Linked DNA regions of Homo sapiens: region 2 is linked to region 1. Evidence: chromatin loops called from intact Hi-C (ENCODE). Cell type or tissue: PC-3. All regions are shown on one strand. Links, peaks and the distances in the headings refer to the core of each region. The heading gives the core; the rest is flanking DNA. Region 1 has its middle 53 kb from the start of NAV2. Region 2 holds the start of MIR4486 (microRNA 4486).

Region 1 (12,372 bases), core at 2,380-10,379:
TGTACCCAGAGAGTTGCTAATACTATTCCCATTTTGCAGATAAGAAAACTCAGGTGATGCAGCTTATCCAAAGACGTGTAGACAGGCAGAGACTGGCATCAAAACCTCATGCTGTTTCTGTCCAATTCTGCTGCCCTGGTTGCTGTGTTATTGGAAGATATCAGAGATGGTAAGGCATGACAACAATAGCTAACATTTATTGGGTGCTTACTATGTGCCAGGAGTCATCCTAAGTTCATCCTGTATATGAACACACTTGTAAGGATGTGAGATAGTGAACAACTGCTATACCCATTTTGCAGACGAGGAACACAAAGCTTAGAGAGCTTAAGTAATTTTCCCATGGTAACGCATCCCAGCTGGCAGAGTTGGACTTTGAACCTGAGAAGACTGATACCTGAGCTCCTGGGCAGAGCCACTCCACCTCCCACACTCCCCTGGATGATCAGACAGGATAGAATCTTAGGGGTGACCAGGAAGTCAAATTGTCCCTGTTTGCAGATGACATGATTGTATATCTAGAAAACCCCATCATCTCAGCCCAAAATCTCCTTAAGCTGATAAGCAACTTCAGCAAAGTCTCAGGATACAAAATCAATGTGCAAAAACCACAAGCATTCTTATACACAAATAACAGACAAACAGAGAGCCAAATCATGAGTGAACTCCCATTCACAATTGCTTCAAAGAGAATAAAATACCTAGGAATCCAACTTACAAGGGATGTGAAGGACCTCTTCAAGGAGAACTACAAACCACTGCTCAACAAAATAAAAGAGGATACAAACAAATGGAAGAACATTCCATGCTCATGGGTAGGAAGAATCAGTATCATGAAAATGGCCATACTGCCAAAGGTAATTTACAGATTCAATGCCATCCCCATCAAGCTACCAATGACTTTCTTCACAGAATTGGAAAAAACTACTTTAAAGTTCATATGGAACCAAAAAAGAGCCCACATTGCCAAGTCAATCATAGGCCAAAAGAACAAAGCTGGAAGCATCATGCTACCTGACTTCAAACTATACTACAAGGCTACAGTAACCAAAACAGCATGGTACTGGTACCAAAACAGAGTTATAGACCAATGGAACAGAACAGAGCCCTCAAAAATAATGCCACATATCTACAACTATCTGAACTTTGACAAACCTGACAAAAACAAGAAATGGGGAAAGGATCCCTATTTAATAAATGGTGCTGGGAAAACTGGCTAGCCATATGTAGAAAGCTGAAACTGGATCCCTTCCTTACGCCTTATACAAAAATTAATTCAAGATGGATTAAAGACTTAAATGTTAGGCCTAAAACCATCAAAACCCTAGAAGAAAACCTAGGCAATACCATTCAGGACATAGGCATGGGCAAGGACTTCATCTCTAAAACACCAAAAGCAATGACAACAGAAGCCAAAATTGATAAATGGGATCTAATTAAACTAAAGAGCTTCTGCACAGCAAAAGAAACTGCCATCAGAGTGAACAGGCAACCTACAGAATGGGAGAAAATTTTTGCAATCTACTCATCTGACAAAGGGCTAATATCCAGAATCTACAATGAACTCCAACAAATTTACCACAAAAAAACAAACAACCCCATCAACAAGTGGGTGAAGGATATGAACAGACACTTCTCAAAAGAAGACATTTATGCAGCCAAAAGACACGTGAAAAAATGCTCATCATCACTGGCCATCAGAGACATGCAAATCAAAACCGCAATGAGATACCATCTCATACCAGTTAGAATGGCGATCATTAAAAATTCAGGAAACAACAGGTGCTAGAGAGGATGTGAAGAAATAGGAATGCTTTTGCACTGTTGGTGGGACTGTAAACTAGTTCAACCATTGTGGAAGTCAGTGTGGCGATTCCTCAAGGATCTATAACTAGAAATACCATTTGACCCAGCCATCCCATTAATGGGTATATACCCAAAGGATTATAAATCATGCTGCTATAAAGATACATGCAGACGTATGTTTATTGTGGCACTATTCACAATAGCAAAGACTTGGAACCAACCCTAATGTCCAACAATGATAGACTGGGTTAAGAAAATGTGGCACATATACACCATGGAATACTATGCAGCCAAAAAAAGGATGAGTTCATGTCCTTTGTAGGGACATGGATGAAGCTTGAAACCATCATTCTTAGCAAACTATTGCAAGGACAGAAAACCAAACACTGCATTGTTCTCACTCATAGGTGGGAATTGAACAATGAGAACACATGGATACAGGAAGGGGAACATCACACACCGGGGCCTGTTTTGGGGTGGGGGGAGGGGGGAGGGATAGCATTAGGAGATATACCTAATGTTAAATGATGAGTTAATGGGTGCAGCACACCAACATGGCACATGCATACATATGTAACAAACCTGCACGTTGTGCACATGTACCCTAAAACTTAAAGTATAATAAAAAATTTAAAAAAAAGAATCTTAGGGGTGACCAGAAAGATCAAAGAGCAGCCTCACACTCCTCCAAGCCACTGGTTGGAGAAGGAAGATTGTCCAGCTGATCCCTTGGTTTTCAAAGAGACAAGCCTCTGCTGGGGGATTGGGAAGATGTCATTTTCAGAACATATGACTTGAGAAAACCTTTCCGTGAAGGGGCTCAGCAGTGTCAGCTCATCTTGCTGTGCTATGGTTATCTCACAGCACAGCTTCAAGCTAAGTTGCTATCTAAATAGCAGATAGAAATGACAAAATGCAGAGCACTGAGGAGTGGCATGCAGAGACCACCATTACCAGGGAGAAGAGCTGCAGGAGGCGCTCTGGGGCCAATTCTCAACAGCAAAGGCCCATCCCTTGTCACGGGGGCCTGTACCTTACTGGTTTTTGTGGTGCGTCATGCTTTACTGGACTCTCCAGCTCAGCATTCATCTGGCAGAAGGGCCATCAAATGCAGAGCCCCTGAGGCTGGAGGCAGCTTGGTGTGTGTGAGGAACAGAAAGAAGGCCATTGTGGTGAAATGCCGTGAGTGAGGGGGGAGAGGCACAGACAGGAGACTGGGGAAGGAGCACAGAGCCAGATCATGCCCAGGCTTGAAGGTCATGTTAAAATGTTGGATTTCACTCCATGTTTGAAGGGAAGGCATTTATGTTTTAATCTGATCTCTCTGGTTGCTGATGGGTGAATAAATGGGCAAAGAGTGGAGGCAGGGGGACTTGGTACAGGGTGCCTGGGGACCCAGCCACACCCACATCAACTGAGATCATGGCCCCAGCCCAGACCCACTGACTTGGAATCTACATCCCCCTGGACTCCTGTGAGAAGCAATGCTCTAGGGGGAGAAAATGGTTACTTGGACTGAGACGGTAGCCACAGAGGAAACAAGGAAGCGGTCGGATTCAGGATATATTTTATAGATGGAGCTGGCTATGTTTGCTTGTGATTTGGATTCTGTGTGTGAGGGGAAAAAAGAATCAAGGATATCACCTAGGCTTTCCACCTGAGCACCTGGGAGAATGCAGGAGCCATTTACTCAGGTGGATACACTGGGGGAGGGAAAGGCCTGCAGAGGGAAGTGGGAGAACCAAGAGTTCTCCCTTGATTGTAATGCATTTGAGATGTCTTCTAGATGTCCAAGTGGTGCTGTTGAGTGGGAAGTTAGCTCTACAGATTCAGAGCTGAGGGGAGAGTTTGAGGCTGGGGGTGTATTAAAATCCATGGGAATGCCTAGAAAGTATGGATAGAGATGAGTAAGACCAGTGGCTCAACCTAGCCCTCTGGTATTTAGAGCTGGAAAAAGCAGGAGAGGCTAGGGTAGATCAGGAAGGCTACCATGTTTGCCACTCCTTTCTGGGCATCCAGTTTGTGCCAGGTACATACACGTTTTGCTAGTTTGTACTTCCCAATACAATTGAGCAGTTGGAACTTATTTTATACATTTAATATAAAAAAACCACCCTGTGGTTCAGAGAGGGTAGGCATTATTTGAGGATTTGAACTCAAGTTAATTTTCAACACCCATATTCTTTGGATTATGCCTCATCCAGAGGCAGATGGTCAAGTTGGCTGTGTATATTAGGGAAATATGGCCATATCTGAATTGTTGCCCATTTCCCACCATGCTGGTGCTTCCCACTTCCTTCAGCTTTCTGAAGTCACTCCTTCTCTGTATTCTGAGAGGGTGAGGAACACATGGGTTAGTGATACCAGGCAGGGTAGACCAGATGTGGAGGGCCTTGAGGGAAAGACTGTGCTAATGTCCCTCACCCTCCAAACGAAGATCATCTACTGCTCTGCGGCTCCAGACCCCTATGCGGGCAGAAAGTGAGTCAGGGAGGCATGAAGAAGAGCTCAGTCTTGAGAGGATGAGACAAGCAACAGATCCAGGCAAGGATCCTTCACCAGGAAGGGGAGCCCAGGGTGATGGATAGGAGCAGCTCATCAGAGCAGGGACAGAGGTATGGGGAGATAAAGACTCAGGTATTAGATCTGAGAACACTAGGGGACATGACCTGGGGAACACAGGTATTATTAACAATAATAATAGATCAGGTATTATTAACAATAAAAGCTACTATTTATCAAGCTCATACTATGTAACAGACACTGTTCTCTGGACTTTTGTTTGCGTTATAGTCATTTAATCACAAACAATAAATATATTTTACTCTGTGCTAAGCATTCTACATTTATAAACTTACTTAATTTTTCACAGCATTCCTATGATGTGGGAACAATTATTATCCCATTTCACAACTTAAGAAACTAAGCGCAGAGAGGTTGAGTAACCTGCCTAGGATCACACAGCGAGTAAGTGACAGAGCCAGCATTGGAGTCAGGCTGCCTGACTCCAGAGTTTAGACTTTTAGCTATTATTCTATAGTGAATACTTAACACACAGAAACTCATTCAATCATCACAACAGCCATGTAGATACTATTATTATCTCTATTTTACAGTTAAGAAAAGTGAGTCTTAGGAGGCTATGTGGTTTGTTCAAGGTCACACAGCTGGAAGGCAGGGGAACTAAAATGCTGACGGGGTCTTTGCATGGTACCAGTGTTCAAACTTTTACTTACCAGCCATAGTATCAGATCCATGCCACCTGGTGGAAGGCAGAGGTGGCAGAAAGAATGCTTTATGCTGAGCTCTTTGAATGTGGAAGCCAGACTCCCTAAATCCTCTTACTGAGGGTAAGATTGGCTCTAGATCTGGGTGAGCCCCAGCAGTATCCCCGTGCAGGCTCTGACTGGCTCATGAGAACTAATTGCTTGTGTCTCTTGCTAATTCTGCATTCACTGACACCACAGTGATTGCCTGAAATCAGCTATGGTGGGAGTATTTACACCATGGAAATCAGAAAATTCTACAAAGCAGGGGTTATTTTTCCATGACAGCCAATATTCCAGTACATGACTGATTAGATTTAAGCTGACATTTAGAATCAAGGGTGCTCAGCTGGAGGCACAGGAAAGTTATAGAGTCAGGAAGCCAGGTACCTCTCTCCACTAGTCCTGGGGAAAACGAAATCAGCAAAACATTCGACAAACACAAGCTTAGCAGCTAAAGGATGCTCTGTCTTTGTACCATTAGGCCCTGGAAGTACTTCAGTGAGTTAAATAGACATATTGCTGACTTATAGTCCAAGAGGGAAGATGGATAATATAAAGAAAACTAAAGAAATTTAAGTGTACAATTTCAAGTTGTGATATTATGAAGGACACAGAGAAGAATCTAATTGTATAAGGGGTAAGGAAGGTGACTGTAAAGCACTGGCATTTAGACCGGAGACCTCTGGTATGAAAAGGAGCCAGCAAGACCCAGGTAGGCAGAAAAACTTGGTGAAGACTGAGTGCTGGCAACAGGATGGGCAAATGCTGAGGCCAGTTCAGATGGAGTGTGTGGTGGGCAAGAAGCATAAGCTACGGCCAGATGGTGTAGGGCCTTGTGTGACACAGGAAGGAGTTTGGTGCAATGGGAAGGCATTGAAGAAGGGTCTTAAGTGGGAGTTAACGTGCTGGGGGGTGATGTGCTCTAATTTATGATATTAAAAGATGACTTTGGCTCATGTATAGAAAGTAGGCAGGGAGGAGAGTGGTCAGAGCAGAAGTAGGGAAATAGCAGGAATTCAGGCAAGAGATGATGGTGGCCTGAGCTATATAGGGACACATTGGAGATACAAGTAGGAAGCAGAATCAACAGGACAAGCTAAGAGATTGATATGGGCTGCAAGGTTAGAAAGAGGGTGGACTCAAGATGATTCATTAGTCTAGATCTCAGTTTCTTTGAGACATTGAAGACAAGAGGCTCAAACCAGAATTCCTGAGTTTCAATCCTAACCCTGCCATCTACTAGTGGTATAGCCTTGGGCAAGTGATTCAGTCCCTGAGAGCCTCAGTTTCTCCATCAGTAAAATGGAGATCATATTAATTTCTACTTCACAGGGTTGTTGTGATGTTTCAATGAGTTACTCTCTATGGAGTGCTTAGCATAATACCTGAACATAATGAGCACTACACAAAAGAACTATTATTATTATTATTATTATTATTGCTATTAATACTAGTCTATTGATCATTTCTCTGCCTACCATTAAGAGATTGAGCCTTTCCAGGCAAACAACTCTTGTTTGGAAAGAAAATGTTCTGGAGAGGAGTACCCCAGGCATCCTTCTCTCACTGTTTGTGTTCCCTTCCCCAGCAAGAGTTTGGCAGGCAAAGCTGTTCAAAGTAAACACAGGTTCAGTGCTGCAGAAAATATCAGGTTTGGTAGCACGGCAAGTCTGGACCAAAGGAAACAGGCTTGCTTTATGCCGACTTCACTCGGCCACTGCATCCCAGGGGCTGCCCCAGCAGGGCTGGTGCTTTCTGGCAGACAAGGCCTTGATCTGGGAGCTCTTCACCTGTCTGGTTTCTTTTCTCGTGTGACTCAGGATGAGTCATCACTGTCACTCACCACTTCCTGGCCTGGACATTAGGGTTCATACGTTCCTGAACTCAATACCCAGGCAACAAGAGATGGAGTCCAGAAGAAAGCAAGTAGGGAGGGGAGGCAGTGGCACTGGGCAATGTCAGGAGAAATTAGAGGTCCACAGGGTACTAGGGAGGGGGAGAAGCCACCTGGAAAGAGCATCAGATCCCAACAAAAGTCAGGATAACCCAACCACCTCTGGTTTCAGACACCTAGACAGCGTTCCTCAACCTTTCTGATCCCATGTCCTGCCAGTCGAGAAAGTGTGGACAAGATATAGTACAAAAGTAACAGGTAGATCTGTTTGCTTTCACAATATAAAATTATAATATTGAATATAATTTCTAAACATTTGTCTGCTGCTCCAAGGTTCTGAAATGAGCCTGAGTGTAGCATGCCCCCAGTCGAGAATGGAGAGTTGTCCTTCTAACTATAGTAGTAGTAGCAATCATAATAGCACTTTTCTGTGCAAATGCTCTAAAAATTGAGGGAAAGTGGGGCTTTTGTTTGGTGTCACTCTTTTTTTAATTGTGGTGGAAATATATATAACATGACATTTACCATTGTAATCATTTTTAAGTGTGCAGTTCAGTGGCATGAAGTACATTCACATTGTCGTGCAACCATCTCTACCATCTATCTCTGTAACTTTTTCATCTTCCCAAACTGAAACTCTCTACCCCTGAAATAATAACCATCTACCCTGTCGCCCCAGCTCCCAGCCCCAGGCAACCACTATTCAGCTTTCTGTCTGTATGAATTTGGTACTCTAGGTACCTCACATGAATGGAATCCTATAGTGTTTTCTCTTTTGTGTCTGGCTTACTTCACTTAACACAGTGTCTTTAAGGCTCATCTATGTTGTAGCACGTGTCCGAATTTTTTTTCCTTCTTAAGGCTGAAAAATATCATACTGTCTGGATATACCACATTTGGTGTATCCATTCATTCTTCCATGGATACTTGGGTTGCTTCTATATTTTGGCTATTGTCAGAGTGCCACTGTTGACACTCGGTTTGATGAGGTGATTCAAAGTCAAAAACATCGTAACAATAAAAGGCCTGGGTTTTTCTGTTTGTACAGTATTTAAACTTGTCAGAGCGCTTTGAAACTAAGGTGTAAAGGAAAAAAAAATAAGTGTTTGTAAAGACCAGACAGACCTGGATTGTAATCCTGGCTTTGTAGCCTCATTAGCTTTGTGCTCTGGGACAAGTTCCTTAAATATACTGTATTTCAGTATCCTTAATGTGTGAAGGAGTGAGGAAATTGTGCCCAGTGTGGACAGTTATTATGATACTAAATAAGAGAACAAGTGTGAAAATGTTGAGTAGAGTCTGACATTCAATACTCAGTGGATTTCATTGTTGATTTCATGTTATTTCTTTGTATCCATTCAATTCAAACGAGAATCTATAGTTAGGTGGGACATTTATCTCATATAATAAGGAAACTAATAAGAAGACTAATTGCTACTCAATTAATTAGTGGTAGAAGTCAAATTGGAACCCAGGGCTCTTGAATTTGAGGTGAGGAATGATCAGGCAGCAAGTCACATTTGATGTATATGTCCACCCCAATCAATTGCTACTGGCTGCCTGGAATGCAGTGGAAAAGTGCTGGGTTTGATTAGCAATGTCTGCCATAGTTGTGGGAATGGGAAGTGGGGGTACAGCAGCCACATGTCTACTACCTCTGGCTTAAATTATAGCATCACTTAAATTCTTTTTAAAAATGTGTGAAGAGGAAGATCATCTTCTGTGTGTGGTTTTAAACAAGTTTATTACAAAATTAATAGAAAAAAAGGTGAAAAGAATATGAGACTTCTAGTTTACCTACCATCAAAGACCAGAAGGTTGTTATCCAAAGTGAGTAAAAAAAATATTATGATTGTAGCTGATCCCACAGCAGAAGGCCGTTTGCTGTGGTCAGAGTCACTGTGATTACCAGACTGAAGCAGCTGCCTACCCAAGGTGGCCTTACTCCCTGCCCATCAGTGGGGTGAGGCAGGAGGTGGAAACACCTGATAGAAACTGGTTGGCAAGGTTCATAGCATGTAAGACCAGATCCCTGCCTCCTCAGGGAAAGAATAGCAATTGCTGAGAGGCCTACCTTTCAGCCTTTCAGAATCCATGTGGGTCCCATGCCCCACGTGTTCTTCCATTCCTGCTAACCACCACATGTCAGGCAGCTGGAGGGGTGACAGTGTGGCCCTCAGTTGTCTGGCACCCCAGTGGCACCGGACAGGCCTGCCTGTGAGCCTTCTTTCCATTCAGCTGCTTCCTTAAGATGAAGCTCTGCCCACTGGCTCAGGAATTCCTGTAGCAGGATATAGGCTTCCTATAGTAGCACCTGCCTGTCTCACCCATGCCTGAGACACTGAAGCTTCAGGTCCAGTGCCAGGTAGCCTTTTGGCTACTTTTCCTGGGCTGCACGCCCTCCTCTTGCCACTCCATATCCTTATTTCTTGGACATGGGACCCAGATGATGCCTGCTAGGGCCTTCCTGACTCACAGAGGACCACTTACAGTTAGCTTGAGTGCCACATTCCATGCCTCGTGGAGGTCCAAAGCCCTCCCCAGTTTCAGTCAGTTCTTGATTGGGGAGTGGTAAGGATAAGCCATTTGCCTAGTCCCCTGAGATCCCACACTTTTCCTCTGTTGTTTACTGACCCTTTCCCCCCAACCAGCCCATGTTGACTCTGTTCTCATCACATCTGCTCACCTGGAAACCCAATATCTCTCACACAAGACAGTGTGTATGTGTGTAGAGTGTACTAAAGATTTGCTGGAGAGACAGAGAGGGGATATGTATTTTAGAAATGCATGTAATTTCATATTGAATATTAGACATGGTGTGTGTAATACATGAAAATAACACAAGCTGATGTTTATGGGGTGCTTATTATATGGTGGGCATTGTGCTGAGCATTTTATATACATTATCTGATTTTACTGTCCCCACAACCCCATGAATTAGACACTACCATTATGTCAAATTTGCAAATAAAACAGAGGCTTAGAGAAGATAAGAAACTTCTGAGGTTACAAAGTCAGGAAGTAGCAGGGCTAAAGAATTGAACTCAGGCAGTCTGACTCCAGGGCCTGTAATCCAAAAGCTGTTCCTGTGGTCCCCTGTCCCCGACCCCCATGGTATGGACTTTTCATTGTCTGCTCCATTGTCATATAGCACCCAGCCTCACACCATCCTAGTGGCATATTCTCTTTTTCCAGCTCTCATTGCTTATCCTCCTTCCTTCTTCATTTTATCTCCTTCCTTTCAGATGAACATAGAAACTGCAATATTTTCTCCCTCTATTATTCAAAACAATTCAAGTCTCCCCAGCCCTTTGCTTCCAGCCTCCTCTTCCATCTTGGATTCCATCAAAGTTCTCTGCAGAAAGAACAAAAGAGCCTCACATACAATAACATCCATATATCTTCGATGTTAAGAGTATGGACTCATTTTCTAATACATGTTTTCTGCTATGGGGCAGGGATGACAACCGTGTAGCATGTGACTACCACTCCCCACTCCAATACCCATGGCAGGCACCGCTAAGTACTGACAAGATTCCTTCCTGCCAAGCCCAGACCACAGCTTCAGAATCCATGACACAGTGCACAAGAAGGCCACTATCAACTTATCTGTTCTGTTATGTGAAAGGAAGCCTTTCTTCCCTCTCAAAGGGTGAACCCACAGCTATACAGGTAGGGAACCAGACCTCCCTTGAAGCCAGAAGGCAAAACCCAACTTCAATTATTAAAGAACACCAGAACTTGATAGATAGGCCTTAGACTGAAATTGATTTCTTTCTCTGAGTCTCCCTCTTTTTTAGTTTACGCTCTTGATTGAAGCCTCCTTTGGGTGAGAGGAAAAAGTCAACCCTTCATCACCTGGATACAGGTCCTATAGCTGGGCATGCAGGCATGGATTGGGTCTTTTGCAGATGCCAGACTGAAGGTGAGCTAGATTTGCCAGTTTCCTAGTCCTGTCTGTGCTTCCCTATTGCTATCCCTGAGCTTTTAGTAGTCATGTTTCATGTCCCAGCCTGGTTATGACTGGTCAGCAGAATATTAATGGAGAGGTCATGAGTCCAAGCTTAATTTAGAGCCATTTATGGGAGAAGCACCAAGCCAATATGGTGGTAACAGGATTGACTACAGACATGAGTTTCCCAGAAAAGGAATTGAGTCTTCCATCTATACAGCTTCCAGCAAGCCTTGTAAAGGGGTAGGTTATACAGCTCTGAATCTCAGTAGAAACTGAGAGTCAGATACCACCCAATTCTTGGGCCTCAGCCTACCTGCCTTTGACCCATTAGCTATACCTTGAGGGCTTTACAATACCAGGAAGCCTTTGCTATGGAGGAGAATGTTGAGTTCCACCTCCCAAATGAAGGAGAGGAAATGGAAGAACATGTATTGAACACCTACTATGTGTTTGCAATGTGCTAGACATATTTATATTCACTCTCGCATTCCATCCTCAGGGCAGGGTGTGAGAGAGAGGTTTAGCTATATCTGCTTCACAGAGGAAAAACCAAGAGCTCAGAGAAATTAAGTAACTTGCTCATGTCACACAGCTGATGGGTAAGTAGCAGACCTGGCATTCAGACCTAAGTCTTGTGAAACTCAAAAGCCAAGGATTTTATCACTTATGTCGCATTTCCTGTGGGGGTTGGAGAGGGAGAGGCAGTCCCAGGTTTGAGAGGCTGAGCTAAAGGGCTGGGCAGAGAGGGAGCCATTGCAGAGCCTGATGCCAAATCAAGAGAACAGAAACTGCCACTCAAATCCAAGAAGCAAGAGGCATGTCTGCAACCTCTGCAGGAACAGCAGCTTCAACTCTGTGGTTCCTGAAGCTCTCTAGGCTGCAGCCGACTGGCCAAGATCCTCTTTTACTCCCACAGTTCTCTGGACCAGTGCTCCTTTCAGGTCTGTGGAGCCGATGCTGTTTCTGAGGCAGCTGAGCTGAGAAGCAGATGGTGCATGGATGAGGGGGCGGTTGCCTGACATCCCTTCTGGAGCTCCTGACAGCTCATGAGCCTCTCCTCCTCCCCATGGCAGCTCTGCTCAGGAAGCTTAACCCAGGAAAAGACTTGTGGCTTATTTTTTCTAAGGAACTGGCTCTTCTGTAAAATGGGGATATTAATATTTTTCTGGAAGAGGTGTTGCTAGTATTAAACTCAATATATGTAAAAGCCCTAAGAGACTGTAGATGCTCAGCTGGGCATTACTATTATTATACCTTGATTTCAAAATAGACATTTGAGGACAAGCCTATCTCAAACTTCTCACCATCAGAAGTATTTATAATCTTCTCTTGGAAGAGCAGAAAAGCATGATTGGCTCAAGTTAATAGTGAAACATTTGGCACAGTGTTCTTATCACTCTTCTTATAAATAACTTTTTTAATCAACCAAAGTATAAGTAAATATGATA
Region 2 (12,372 bases), core at 1,490-9,489, 82 kb before region 1:
GCCAGAACCAGTCTGTCTGAGTTTGAACTCCAACTCTCCCACTTATGAGCTGCATGACTTTGATTAAAAGGCTTAATCTCTCTATGCCTCATTTTCTTCATCTGTAAAATGGGAATCATAATGGTGTATATAAAAGCTTCCAGAATTTTGCCCAGCACATGGTAGGGACTTGATAAATGACAGGGATTATAATTCCTATTGCTGATATTAATTAGTATAATTACCTGGGGAAACCTATATGAATATGCTGAAGTTTGCCAAGGACCGCTTTCCAGAAACAACAAACCGCAGAACCAACAGGGTCAACAGCATGCCTTTTGAAAAACTGGCCACAAATTGCATTTTTACACAATCTAATTTTCTCATTAACCTCTTGTTTAGGAAATGCTTTGTCTTTGAAATCATGTGAGGACTCCGTCTTGGCTCGGCAGGCACTCCTCTGGCTTTCAGGCATGAGCTTGCTGTTTCCTTTGCCTAGAACATTCTTACCTCCCACCTCCACCCAGACATCTGTGTGGCTACCTTCATCACTTCCTGCACTTCTTTTCCCAGAAGTCATCTTCTCAGTGAGCCCATCCCTGGGCACCCTGTTCAGAATCTCAGCTACCCTGCCCCTACACTTCATACCTATCTTCTCAGCTTTGCCTTTTTCTTCTTGGCACCTTGTCTGACATACTATCATATTTGTTTTGTTGGTTACCCACTCCGAACTGGAAGGTCTTTGAAGTCAGGGATTTTGACCATTTTGTTAATGATGTTTTCTCCAGCGCTCAGCACACAGCCAAGCACATAGTATGGACTCAATGACTGTGGCATGCGTGAGTATATAGGTGGGAAGGAGGATTTCCTGGCGGGTTCTGATTTTAGAATTTACCTGGTACAGCTGAGCTTCACTGAGCTGCTACCCTGTGCCAGCCGCGGGCAGTGCCTGACATCTGCCATTTCACTTCATCTTCACAGAAGCCTTATGGATGGGAAAGCTAGGTCTTAGAGAGATTAAGAAACTTATCTGGTCACCAGCTTATAGGTAGGTGGTAGAGCCTGAGGACTGTGCTTTCTTCTCCTGGACAGAAAGTGCTGCCTGAGCCCTCCCCTGTACCCAGCCTGTCAGGGAGGCCTCCCTGGGTGGTTTCTGAGCTGGCTGCTTTGCAGGGCTAGAAGGCCCATCCCTCCTCACCTGCCTGTGTCTGTGGGAGGCTCTTGGCAAGGGTGCTGTGTCAGGCGGCCCAAGTGCTTTCAGCACTTGGGGGTGGCAGGCTAATTTACTGGCCTGCTGAGCAGCTGGTGGATGACTGGGGATTGTCTGAAGTCTGCCTAGAACCATGGCCTGGGGCAGGGCTCCTTCCAGCAACTTCCCTGGAGAGCTGGCTGCAAGGCAGGGCCAAACCAGCCATCATGATAGTGTGAAGGGCATTTTCTGTCAAAAGAGGATGTTGGACAAGAGTTGGAAAGACTTGAGTTCTGATCCTGGCTTTGCCACTAGCTAGTTGTATAAAACTGAGCAAGTTACTGAGCATTCCTGGTTCCCACTGCTTACAAAATGGGAGCAGTAATCATGCTTACCTCCCAAACTTGTTGGGAAAATATATGCAATGTGATTAGCCCAGGTGCAAAAATAAATGTTAGATATTTTATGTTTATTATGATTTATTATTAGCTACAGCCCCCCTCATCTGTAAAATGAGAGGTTTCATTCAGTAACCACAGGCCTGGCACTATTGAGCAGTAGGTGCTCAATAAATGTTAATTCCCTTCCTAGTCCCTTATTCTTCCTTTAGCATCAGATTCCTGGCCTGTGTTGTCCCTGGGGCTCCAACACTCCTGGCCCTGGCCTATAGGTTTTCCGTGGGCTCATGGGTAATGAGCCATCTTCCCAGGGCAGTGGGGCTAAGTGCTTTGGTGGACATTTTGGAGCCATTGTATTAGAAACCCCCTCTTTTTCCTTCTTTACTTCCTTCCTTCCATCCCGTTTATTTTTGTTGATCACCTATTAAGTGCCAAACATAGTGAATACAGCTGTGAGCAAGACAAGGTTCCTGCTACCGTGGAGCATAGGTCCAGTTAGAATTAGGTAGAGAGAAAGGAAATGAACAACCATGCAAGAAAATAAACTCTTTGAAAAGTAGAAAATAGAATGGTGGAACAGAAAGTGATGAGTGTGGGGAGAATAGCAAAGCCACCTTAGATGGGGAGTCAGGGAAGACATCACAAAGGAAACAACATTTGAAGCAGGACTTGAAAGATCAGAACAGGCCAACCATACTCAATTGGGCGAAGGGGTTTCCTGCCGAGGAAATAGCACAGGTGAAGGCCCTGAGGAGGGATGGAGTTTAGCTGGTGCCCCTATACTTCCTAATGGGAAGTGCCCAGTAAAGACACAGCTTTGCACTTCCAGCCCAGGCAAAGCAATCAGCCTGCATCTTCAAGGGTTGGCTGCACTTAAGATCCGGGGTGCTGCCAGGATGTTCTTTTTGCAGTTAATTTGCTGCAACTGGCAGAGGTTAATCATGTCCACATTCCTCAAGGCCCCTGCCAAAGCTGGCCCTTCTCACAGATGCTGGTTTAAATTAGAGGGGTTCTTAGCAGCAGACTAGATTTAGCAGTGATTAACCCCAAACTGGTCCTATTGCCTTGCCCTCCTGATGGGCAGGTGGAAGCATGCTGGGCGAGGCTGGCATCTAGCACAGGCGGTAGATGCTTGCTCTTGCCATTGCAATGAGAAAGGAGCCCATCAGCTCTCCTTCTAAGCCTGGGCTCCTACAGCAGCCAGAATGCCAGTCAGACCCATCCACGGTGCTCCACGCCTGGCCCTAGCCTTGCTCTTGCCTCTTCCTTGCTGTGCACATTCCTGCTCCACTCCACACCTTTGCCTGCCTTGTCTCTGTACCCGCAGGAGAAGCTCTACTCATTTTTCCAGACTGTGCTCAGATTCTACCCCCCTATGCAAGTACCTCCTCAGACACCCCTGGGGAAATTCACCTTTTCTTCCCCATTCTTCTAGTTTCTCTTTGCACATAAGCCCTTTAAGGCATTGGTCATCATCTATATTGTGTTGGGGAGACTGAGTTCCAACTAAAGTGGGAGCTCCCGATGGCCAGGGATCCATGTCGTTCATCTCTGCAGCTACAGGACCTAGCATGAGCTTTGGCATCTCATTCATTCAGCAAATGTGTATTGAAGGTCACTGTACCAGGCACTATGAGAGGTAAGGGAATCACAGCTGTGGACAAGGTGTGTTCCCTAGTTTTAAGTTGTAGCCCATTGTAACACAGAGGGCTGAGCAGATTACGGTGTGGACTCTAATAGATGCCCAGTTGAGCCTGGGTGGTTCAGGATGGCTTTTTTAAGTCATACAGAGTGAGGAATCTGAGGCTCAAAGGAGTGAAATAACTGGCCCAAGATCTCACATCTAGTGTATGGCAGAAAAAGTGCTCAAATCCAGGCCTAAGTGCCCTTTGCACACAGCCATTTGTGGAATGGGTCCTCCTCTGTCTACACTCTCCATTCCAAGCTAGCATACTCCTTTCTGATCCTCAGCCACAAAATAAACAGGTAAGGGATCAGACCCACTTGGCCAGAGACTGGGCAGCCTTGCCGCATTCTGATGCAAAAACCTGTTTTCAAGCTACTTCAAACTTTTGATGGTTCTTGAAGTCATAGAGAGGCTTTCAGCTGAATCCAAGGCAAGCGAACAGATTTCCCATCTGCAGGGTATTTTGAAACCACTCGCTTCTTACTCATGTTTCATTTGTTTGTTTTTCTATTACAAAAATAATGCATACTAATTGTAGAGAATTTGGGGAGAAATACAAATCACCCATAATTCCACCACCCAGAAATAACCATTGTTACTATTTTGGTATATTGAGATAGTTATTTGGGGATATTACTTAGAAATTGCTATAATATATAATTGCTGTTTATTAATTTATGCAAATACATGAATATGATTAACTTGTATATATTTAGCTTGTTGTAAAACTTACACATTCCGGTGCCTGGAAATTTCAAAGATCTGCTGCTCCCAAAGAGAGCTCTTAAACCTAATTCTGTATGGTCCTTTTCACGTGAATAACATATATCTGTTTCCCTCCCTGTCTTCTCTACCAGTCTGTGGGCTTCAGAAGGGAACCCTGAGCCTTTCTCATCATTCCCTCTTCAGTACACAGTGCATAGCAGACACACAGCATTGGATGGAATGGATGTGTCTGTGGCCTGGGAAGGTGTCCTGGGGTCCTTCCATCTGGCTGTCTTAGGCTGAGTGGTGCTGGTTATATATTTCTAAGGACAGCTCCCCCTTCTCTACTCTAATTCCTTGTTCACTAAGGAATTAAAGTATCTTACAGCAGGAATTTGTCTTTTACTTCAAGGAATCCCTGGGTTCCAGGAAGTGCCTTGCACAATGAAAGCCCTCAATCCATGTTTGTAAAAGCCTGAATGACCGGAATAATGCCACTGTTTGGTAAATAGTGTGCATGGATTATCACCACAGCCCTATGACGTGGGTCTAAGCATATCTTTATTTATCACATGAGGAAACTGAGGCTCAGAGAAGTTAAGCAGCTTGTCCAACGTCCGTGTGTTGCTAACTGGCGAAAGCCAAATGTGTGGTCAGCCTCCATCAGCGTTCTATTTGCTTCCTTCATGGGGCTGCTTTTCAGATACCTGTCCTCAGATACCCACCTGGCGAAGGAACCTGTTGGCTCGTGCCCCTTCACTTTTCTAAGGCTGGGTGAAATACCACAAGGGTAGGGCCGCTGACAGGGAAGATCTGCCACGAGGGCGCAGCCATCTGTGTGAGCCACCTGGCCTCTGGGCCCTGACCCCGGCTCCTCCTGGGCCCCCTAGATGCTCAGTGTAGCCACTTCTCCCTCTGTGTCCTTCACCACCTATCTTTTTCACAGCTCTGTTTCCCCTCTTGTCAGCAGATCTCTCAACAAAATGTTTTCCATCACTGCTGCCTATTTTTAGCCCTTTTATCACAGTTATTTCCTTTGGTAAATAGCTTCCTGGCATGGGGTGAGCAGCCTAACTCGGGAGCCAGCAAGCACTGTGTGGATGGGGGTGTGGGTTGGGTGGGCATCTGGGGTGAGAGGGAAGAATTGAGGAGCCATGGACCAGGCCCCACTATTGGGGGCTGCTTTCTGTTCCAATGGTGGCAGCAGCAGCAGGAGCAAGATGCTCATTCATTCCATTTCAATTTGTTAAAACCATTCTTTGAGAAGGCAGCATGTGCACAGGCCTCGGAAGCAGACAATCAGCGACAGGCGCCCAAAATAGACTCAAAATCAGCAGCATTTTGTTTTGCTCAAGGCTTTTCATGCCTGCAAGGGGAGGAAAGAAAGGATCCAGAGCATTTTCTGCTTCCAAACACACATCTATTTTACAATAAGACAAATGACTCGTATTCCTCCTATTAAATCCAGCAGCGTCCCCTCCCCACCACCCCTTCTCTGAAGCCCTCGCCAGCATTTCCTTTTGTGGCTGTAAGAGAAGCAAATAGCAGTTCATGCATCTCCAGTGCAGAGTGCCTCTGCCTCCTCCGGCTCTGCCTGCGAGCTGGGCTTTTACAAGCTGAGATTTTCATAAATTAACGCTGCGCGTGCTGCTGTAGCTGCTGTAATGGCTTTCCAGAAGGTGCTGTGAGCCAGGCCCTGCTGGAGAGAAATGAGCCAGTGATTTGCTAGTAGAAGGCTCTTGGCCACAGTCAGAGGTTAAGCCAGGCAGTTGCAGATGTCCTGGGCTGCTCTCTGAGTGCAGCCTGATGTCATTGAGCCTCTAGAAGGGACATCGACTTGGGAGATTCACTGGTGACCAAGGAGGCCACACATGCAGGGGGTGAGTCCCAGTGGGAGAATGGGATGCCTGGACTCCAGTTCTGGCCCTGCTCTGTGGTGACATTGTGACATTGTCCAGCCACCATGCCCTGGAGGTCAGTTCCTCCTAGTATACACTCTGAGTACACTAATACCTCCCATTTGTAGTACTTACAAAATGGGAATTTAACACTTATTTGTGCAATATGTTGACCATCTAGGTCAGGGGTCTGCATATTTTGGCTTGTGTGCCAAATCTGGCCATAGCATTGATTATACATTATCTATGGTTGTTTTTTGCACTACAGGGCAGGGTTGAGCAGTTGTCATGCAGAGCGGATGACCCTAAAGCCTAAAATATCTACCCTCTGGCTCTCGACAGGAAAGGTTTGCTACCTTTGGTCTAAGTGGTGAGTCCCAGGAGAGCAGAAACCCCTCTGAGAGGTTTAGGGACATGTTCACACACCCAAGATTACTCAGCTAGTAAGTGGCCTAGATGTAAATGTGTGTGTGTGTAAGTTTCAACATCCAGGACTATCAGGGAAGTGATCAGTGCAATGTGTACAAGTAGAGCCAGAATTTGACAAAAAAAGAAATCTCTCCCAAGAATAAAAGCCATATGATGTGTACGTAGGTGGGTAAGCTCAGTGCCTGACTTAATGTTTCTGAGCAAGGAGTCTATTCAGGCAGACTGTCCACCACTTCTGAGCCGTGTGGCCTTGGGAAAGTTTTTAACCTCTCTAAGCCTCAGCTGTCTCAATTGTCAAATGGATATAATAAGACTTATTTTGCAGGACTATTATGAGAATTCAGCATGATAATTTAAGTAAATGCTTAACATGGTTCCTGGCAAATATTAAGGATTCTCTCCCAGGCCTGGTTCCCTTCATTGGTTCCCACTGCTAGTGACAAGCCCTTCCTTGGTCTTCGTCTATCTGCCCTTCATAACACAGCTCAAGCAGCTGGACAGAGACGGAGAAAGGGCCCTGACAGTCATGGGTGGCAGCTGATTATAGAGGTTGAAGTGTTTTAGAATCACTAGACCTAAGTTCAAATCTTGACCCTACTACTCACTGAATCAGATCATCTTGAATATGTTGATTTACCTTTCCAAGCCTTGCTTTCCTCCTCTGGAAGATAGGAAGGAAATAGACACTTCGTTGTAAGGCAATAAGAAAGAGTAAATGCAATGATATGTGTTAGGTATTTAGAGCAGAACCTGGAATTCAGTAAGTGTACATAGTAAGCACCCAATAAATGTTAGTTGTTATTCCCCTCCTACATGACCTGGTCTAGGTAGATTCTAGCTTTTCTGGAATTCTCATGGGAATGATTGGCTTTGAGCATCTCTAGGCCCCTCTTGGACACCACCTTGGAGACAAGAGGCTCTGAGAAGGCCTCTGTCCTGTCTCACTTAAGTGGAAAGTACTATAAAACCCAGAGGCCCAGCACGTTAAACCAGCCCAGCTATGATCCTGGCATGGGGACCAAACAGTCTTTGAAAATATGTGTTTTCCTAGATAAAACCTCCAATTGGACAATTGTATCTTTTGGCCTTATGCAGACTTTATGACTTTGAAAGCTGTTAAACGGAAAGCTCTATGAATGGGATATATTTATTTCTGTGGCACTCTGACTGGTGCTGTTGACCCAACCGGGGGGTGGGGCTTCCAGGGCTCGCTAATTTCTCTTTGCCAGGTGGCTGTTACTGTGCCTGTACCCTCGGAGAGCCACAGCCAGTTGTCACCGAAACCCAGATGAAGGGCTTCTGGCTGCCTAAAAGATTGTCCTGTAGCCAGATTGATTTCCCAGGAAAAGAACATGGTGCTTGGGAATTTCTCTGGGAAGTATCACATTTTTCTTTCTTTTTTTTTTAATTTATGAAGAAGACATTTATATTTTACAGTTATGGGGGCTGAGAAGTCCAAGATCAAGGGGCCCCATTTGGACTCTATGAAAAGTCCAAAGGTAGCTCAAGGCATTACATGGGGAGGGCCTGAGTGTGCTTGCTCAGGTCTCTCTTCCTCTTCTTGCAAAGCACCAGTCCCACTCCCATGATAACCCATTAATCCATGAATCTCTCAATACTGCCACATTGGGGGTTAAATTTCAACATGAGTTTTGCAGGGAATGAATATTCAAACCATAGCAGCTACCATTTATTGAGTGTTTATTGTGTACCAGGCACTATCTTAGGCAATTTGATTTATTTTCTTGTCAGTCAGCATTTCAGCTGTTTCCACTTTTTTGCTATTATGGGGAGTACCGCATAGACCTTCTTGAACATTGTCTTCATGGGCATGTGAACAAGATTTTCTCTTGGGAACACACTTAGGAGTAAAACTGCTGAGTAGAAGGTATGTGAATGTTCAACTTTACCAGCAATGCAAAATTATTTTTCAAAGTGACTGTAATAATTTATCCTCCCACAAGAATGTGTAAGCCTACTTATAGGATACTCATCCTATCCTACATTTGGTTCTTATTTTTCCTAAGCTGATGAATACAAAATAGCATTTTGGCTGGATGTGTATTTCTCTGATTACTAACAAGGTGGATAATCTCTTCTTATATTAATTGGCCACATGTGTCTCCTTTTCTGTGAGATGTCTGTTCATGTCTTTTACCCAGTTTCCCATTGAATTGTTTGCTTTATCTTGTCGATTTGTAGGAGTTCCTTATATTTTGTATACTAATCTGTAGGTTGTTATATAATTGCAAGTATCTTCTTCCTGCATGTGACTTGGTTTTTTTACTTTCTTTAAAGTATTCTTAGCATAAGTTCTTGGTTTTAATGGCGTTGACTTATCAATCTCCTCTTTAACGATTAGCACTCTTTGTATCTTGTTTAACAAATTTCTCTGAATCTCCTTTAATTTCTTTTGAAAGTTTAAATTTAAGGTTTTTTTTATTATTATACTTTAAGTTTTAGGGTACATGAGCACAACGTGCAGGTTTGTTACATATGTATACATGTGCCATGTTGGTGTGCTGCACCCGTTAACTCGTCATTTAACATTAGGTACATCTAATGCTATCCCTCCCCTCTCCCCCACCCCACAACAGGCCCCAGTGTGTGATGTTCCCCTTCCTGTGTCCATGTGTCTCATTGTTCAATTCCCACCTATGAGTGAGAACATGCGGTATTTGGTTTTTTGTCCTTGTGATAGTTTGCTGAGAATGATGGTTTCCAGCTTCATCCATGTCCCTACAAAGGACATGAACTCATCCTTTTTTATGGCTGCATAGTATTCCATGGTGTATATGTGCCACATTTTCTTAATCCAGTCTATCATCGTTGGACATTTGGGTTGGTTCCAAGTCTTTGCTATTGTGAATAGTGCTGCAATAAACATGGTGTGCATGTGTCTTTATAGCAGCATGTTTTATAATCCTTTGGGTATATACCCAGTAATGGGATGGCTGGGTCAAATGGTATTTCTAGTTCTAGATCCATGAGGAATTGCCACACTGACTTCCACAATGGTTGAACTAGTTTACAGTCCCACCAACAGTGTAAAATTGTTCCTATTTCTCCACATCCTCTCCAGCTCCTGTTGTTTCCTGACTTTTTAATGATTGCCATTCTAACTGGTATGAGATGGTATCTCATTGTGGTTTTGATTTGCATTTCTCTGATGGCCAGTTATGATGAGCATTTTTTCATGTGTTTTTTGGCTGCATAAATGTCTTCTTTTGAGAAGTGTCTGTTCATATCCTTCGCCCACTTGTTGATGGGGTTGTTTGTTTTTTTCTTGTAAATCTGTTGGAGTTCATTGTAGATTCTGGATATTAGCCCTTGGTCAGATGAGTAGATCGCAACAATTTTCTCCCATTCTGTAGGTTGCCTGTTCACTCTGATGGTAGTTTCTTTTGCTGTGCAGAAGCTCTTTAGTTTAATTAGATCCCATTTGTCAATTTTGTCTTTTGTTGCCATTGCTTTTGGTGTTTTAGACATGAAGTCCTTGCCCATGCTTATGTCCTGAATGGTATTGCCTAGGTTTTCTTCTAGGGTTTTTATGGTTTTAGGCCTAACATTTAAGTCTTTAATCCATCTTGAATTAATTTTTGTATAAGGTGTAAGGAAGGGATCCAGTTTCAGCTTTCTGCATATGGCTAGCCAGTTTTCCCAGCACCATTTATTAAATAGGGAATCCTTTTGCCATTTCTAGTTTTTTTCAGGTTTGTCAAAGATCAGATAGTTGTAGATATGTGGCATTATTTCTGAGGGCTCTGTTCTGTTCCATTGGTCTATATCTCTGTTTTGGTACCAGTACCATGCTGTTTTGGTTACTGTAGCCTTGTAGTATAGTTTGAAGTCAGGTAGTGTGATGTCTCCAGCTTTGTTCTTTTGGCTTAGGATTGACTTAGGATTGACTTGGCAATGCGGGCTCTTTTTTGGTTCCATATGAACTTTAAAGTAGTTTTTTCCAATTCTGTGAAGAAAGTCATTGATAGCTTGATGGAGATGGCATTGAATCTATAAATTACCTTAGGCAGTATGGCCATTTTCACGATATTGATTCTTCCTAACCATGAGCATGAAATGTTCTTCCATTTGTGTGTATCCTCTTTTATTTCATTGAGCAGTGGTTTGTAGTTCTCCTTGAAGAGGTCCTTCACATCCCTTGTAAGTTAGATTCCTAGGTATTTTGTTCTCTTTGAAGCAATTGTGAATAGGAGTTCACTCATGATTTTGCTCTCTGTTTCTCTGTTATTGGTGTATAAGAATGCTTGTGATTTTTGCACATTGATTTTGTATCCTGAGACTTTGCTGAAGTTGCTTATCAGCTTAAGGAGATTTTGGGCTGAGACGATGGGGTTTTCTAGATATACAATCATGTCATCTTCAAACAGGGACAATATGACTTCCTCTTTTCCTAATTGAATACCCTTTATTTCCTTCTCCTGCCTGATTGCCCTGGCCAGAACTTCCAACACTATGTTGAATAGGAGTGGTGAGAGAGGGCATCCCTGTCTTGTGCCAGTTTTCAAAGGGAATGCTTCCAGTTTTTGCCCATTCAGTGTGATATTGGCTGTGGGTTTGTCATAGATAGCTCTTATTATTTTGAGACATGTCCCATCAATACCTAATTTATTGAGAGTTTTTAGCATGAAGAGTTGTTGAATTTTGTTGAAGGCCTTTTCTGCATCTATTGAGATAATCATGTGGTTTTTGTCGTTGGTTCTGTTTATATGCTGGATTACGTTTATTGATTTGCGTATGTGGAACCAGCCTTGCATCCCAGGGATGAAGCCCACTTGATCGTGGTGGATAACTTTTTGATGTGCTGCTGGATTCGGTTTGCCAGTATTTTACTGAGGATTTTTGCATCAATGTTCATCAGGGATATTGGTCTAAAATTCTCTTTTTTTGTTGTGTCTCTGCCAGGCTTTGGTATCAGGATGATGCTGGCCTCACAAAATGAGTTAGGGAGGATTCCCTCTTTTTCTGTTGATTGGAATAGTTTCAAAAGAAATGGTACCAGCTCCTCCTTGTACCTCTGGTAGAATTCGGCTGTGAATCCGTCTGGTCCTGGACTTTTTTTTGGTTGGTAAGCTAGTAATTATTGCCTCAATTTCAGAGCCTGTTATTGGTCTATTCAGAGATTCAACTTCTTCCTGGTTTAGTCTTAGGAGAGTGTATGTATTGAGGAATTTATCCATTTCTTCCAGATTTTCTAGTTTATTTGCATAGAGGTGTTCATAATATTCTCTGATGGTTTTTTGTATTTCTGTGGGATCGGTGGTGATATTCCCTTTATCATTTTTTATTGGGTCTATTCGATTCTTCTCTCTTTTCTTCTTTATTAGTCTTGCTAGCGGTCTATCGATTTTATTGATCTTTGCAAAAAACCAGCTCCTGGATTCATTGATTTTTTGAAGGGTCTTTTGTGTCTCTATTTCCTTCAGTTCTGCTTTGATTTTAGTTATTTCTTGCCTTCTGCTAGCTTTTGAATGTGTTTGCTCTTGCTTCTCTAGTTCTTTTCATTTTGATGTTAGGTTGTCAATTTTAGATCTTTCCTGTTTTCTCTTGTGGGCATTTAGTGCTATAAATTTCCCTCTACATGCTGCTTTGAATGTGTCCCAGAGATTCTGGTATGTTGTGTCTTTGTTCTCATTGGTTTCAAAGAACATCTTTATTTCTGCCTTCATTTCGTTATGTACCCAGTAGTCGTTCAGGAGCAGGTTGTTCAGTTTCCATGTAGTTGAGCAGTTTTGAGTGATTTTCTTAATCTTGAGTTCTAGTTTGATTGCACTGTGGTCTGAGAGACAGTTTGTTATAATTTCTGTTCTTTTACATTTGCTGAGGAGTGCTTTACTTCCAACTATGTGGTCAATTTTGGAATAGGTGTGATGTGGTGCTGAAAAGAATGTATATTCTGTTGATTTGGGGTGGAGAGTTCTGTAGATGTCTATTGGGTCCGCTTGGTGCAGAGCTGAGTTCAATTCCTGGATATCCTTTTTAACTTTCTGTCTCATCGATCTGTCTAATGTTGACAGTGGGGTGTTAAAGTCTCCCATTATTATTGTGTGGGAGTCTAAGTCTCTTTGT

What was found. A loop is a pair of places that touch in the nucleus more often than their neighbours do. Peaks named below come from ENCODE experiments on the same cell type or tissue, not always from the same donor. Only the 100,000 strongest peaks of a DNase experiment are listed, where the experiment ranks them.
Region 2: it touches region 1 in a loop (3.0-fold over the local background); 12 of 110 quality-filtered maps call a loop at or near these places.

What each region holds. Positions count from the first base shown.
Region 1 is chr11:19,653,464-19,665,835 of GRCh38, forward strand. It overlaps a transcript of NAV2 not described here. Among named protein-coding and RNA genes, the nearest start is that of NAV2, 53 kb to the right of the region's middle. RefSeq lists an enhancer at 6,783-6,982. In PC-3, for the core only: a CTCF peak has its summit at 5,068 (motif pointing left); a DNase peak (open chromatin) is centred at 6,798; H3K27ac peaks cover 1,352 bases.
Region 2 is chr11:19,572,654-19,585,025 of GRCh38, forward strand. It overlaps MIR4486 (microRNA 4486), which reads left to right and starts at 2,657; the gene lies at 2,657-2,719. It also overlaps a transcript of NAV2 not described here. In PC-3, for the core only: no CTCF peak of the experiment used is centred there; a DNase peak (open chromatin) is centred at 5,468; H3K4me3 peaks cover 712 bases; H3K27ac peaks cover 1,630 bases.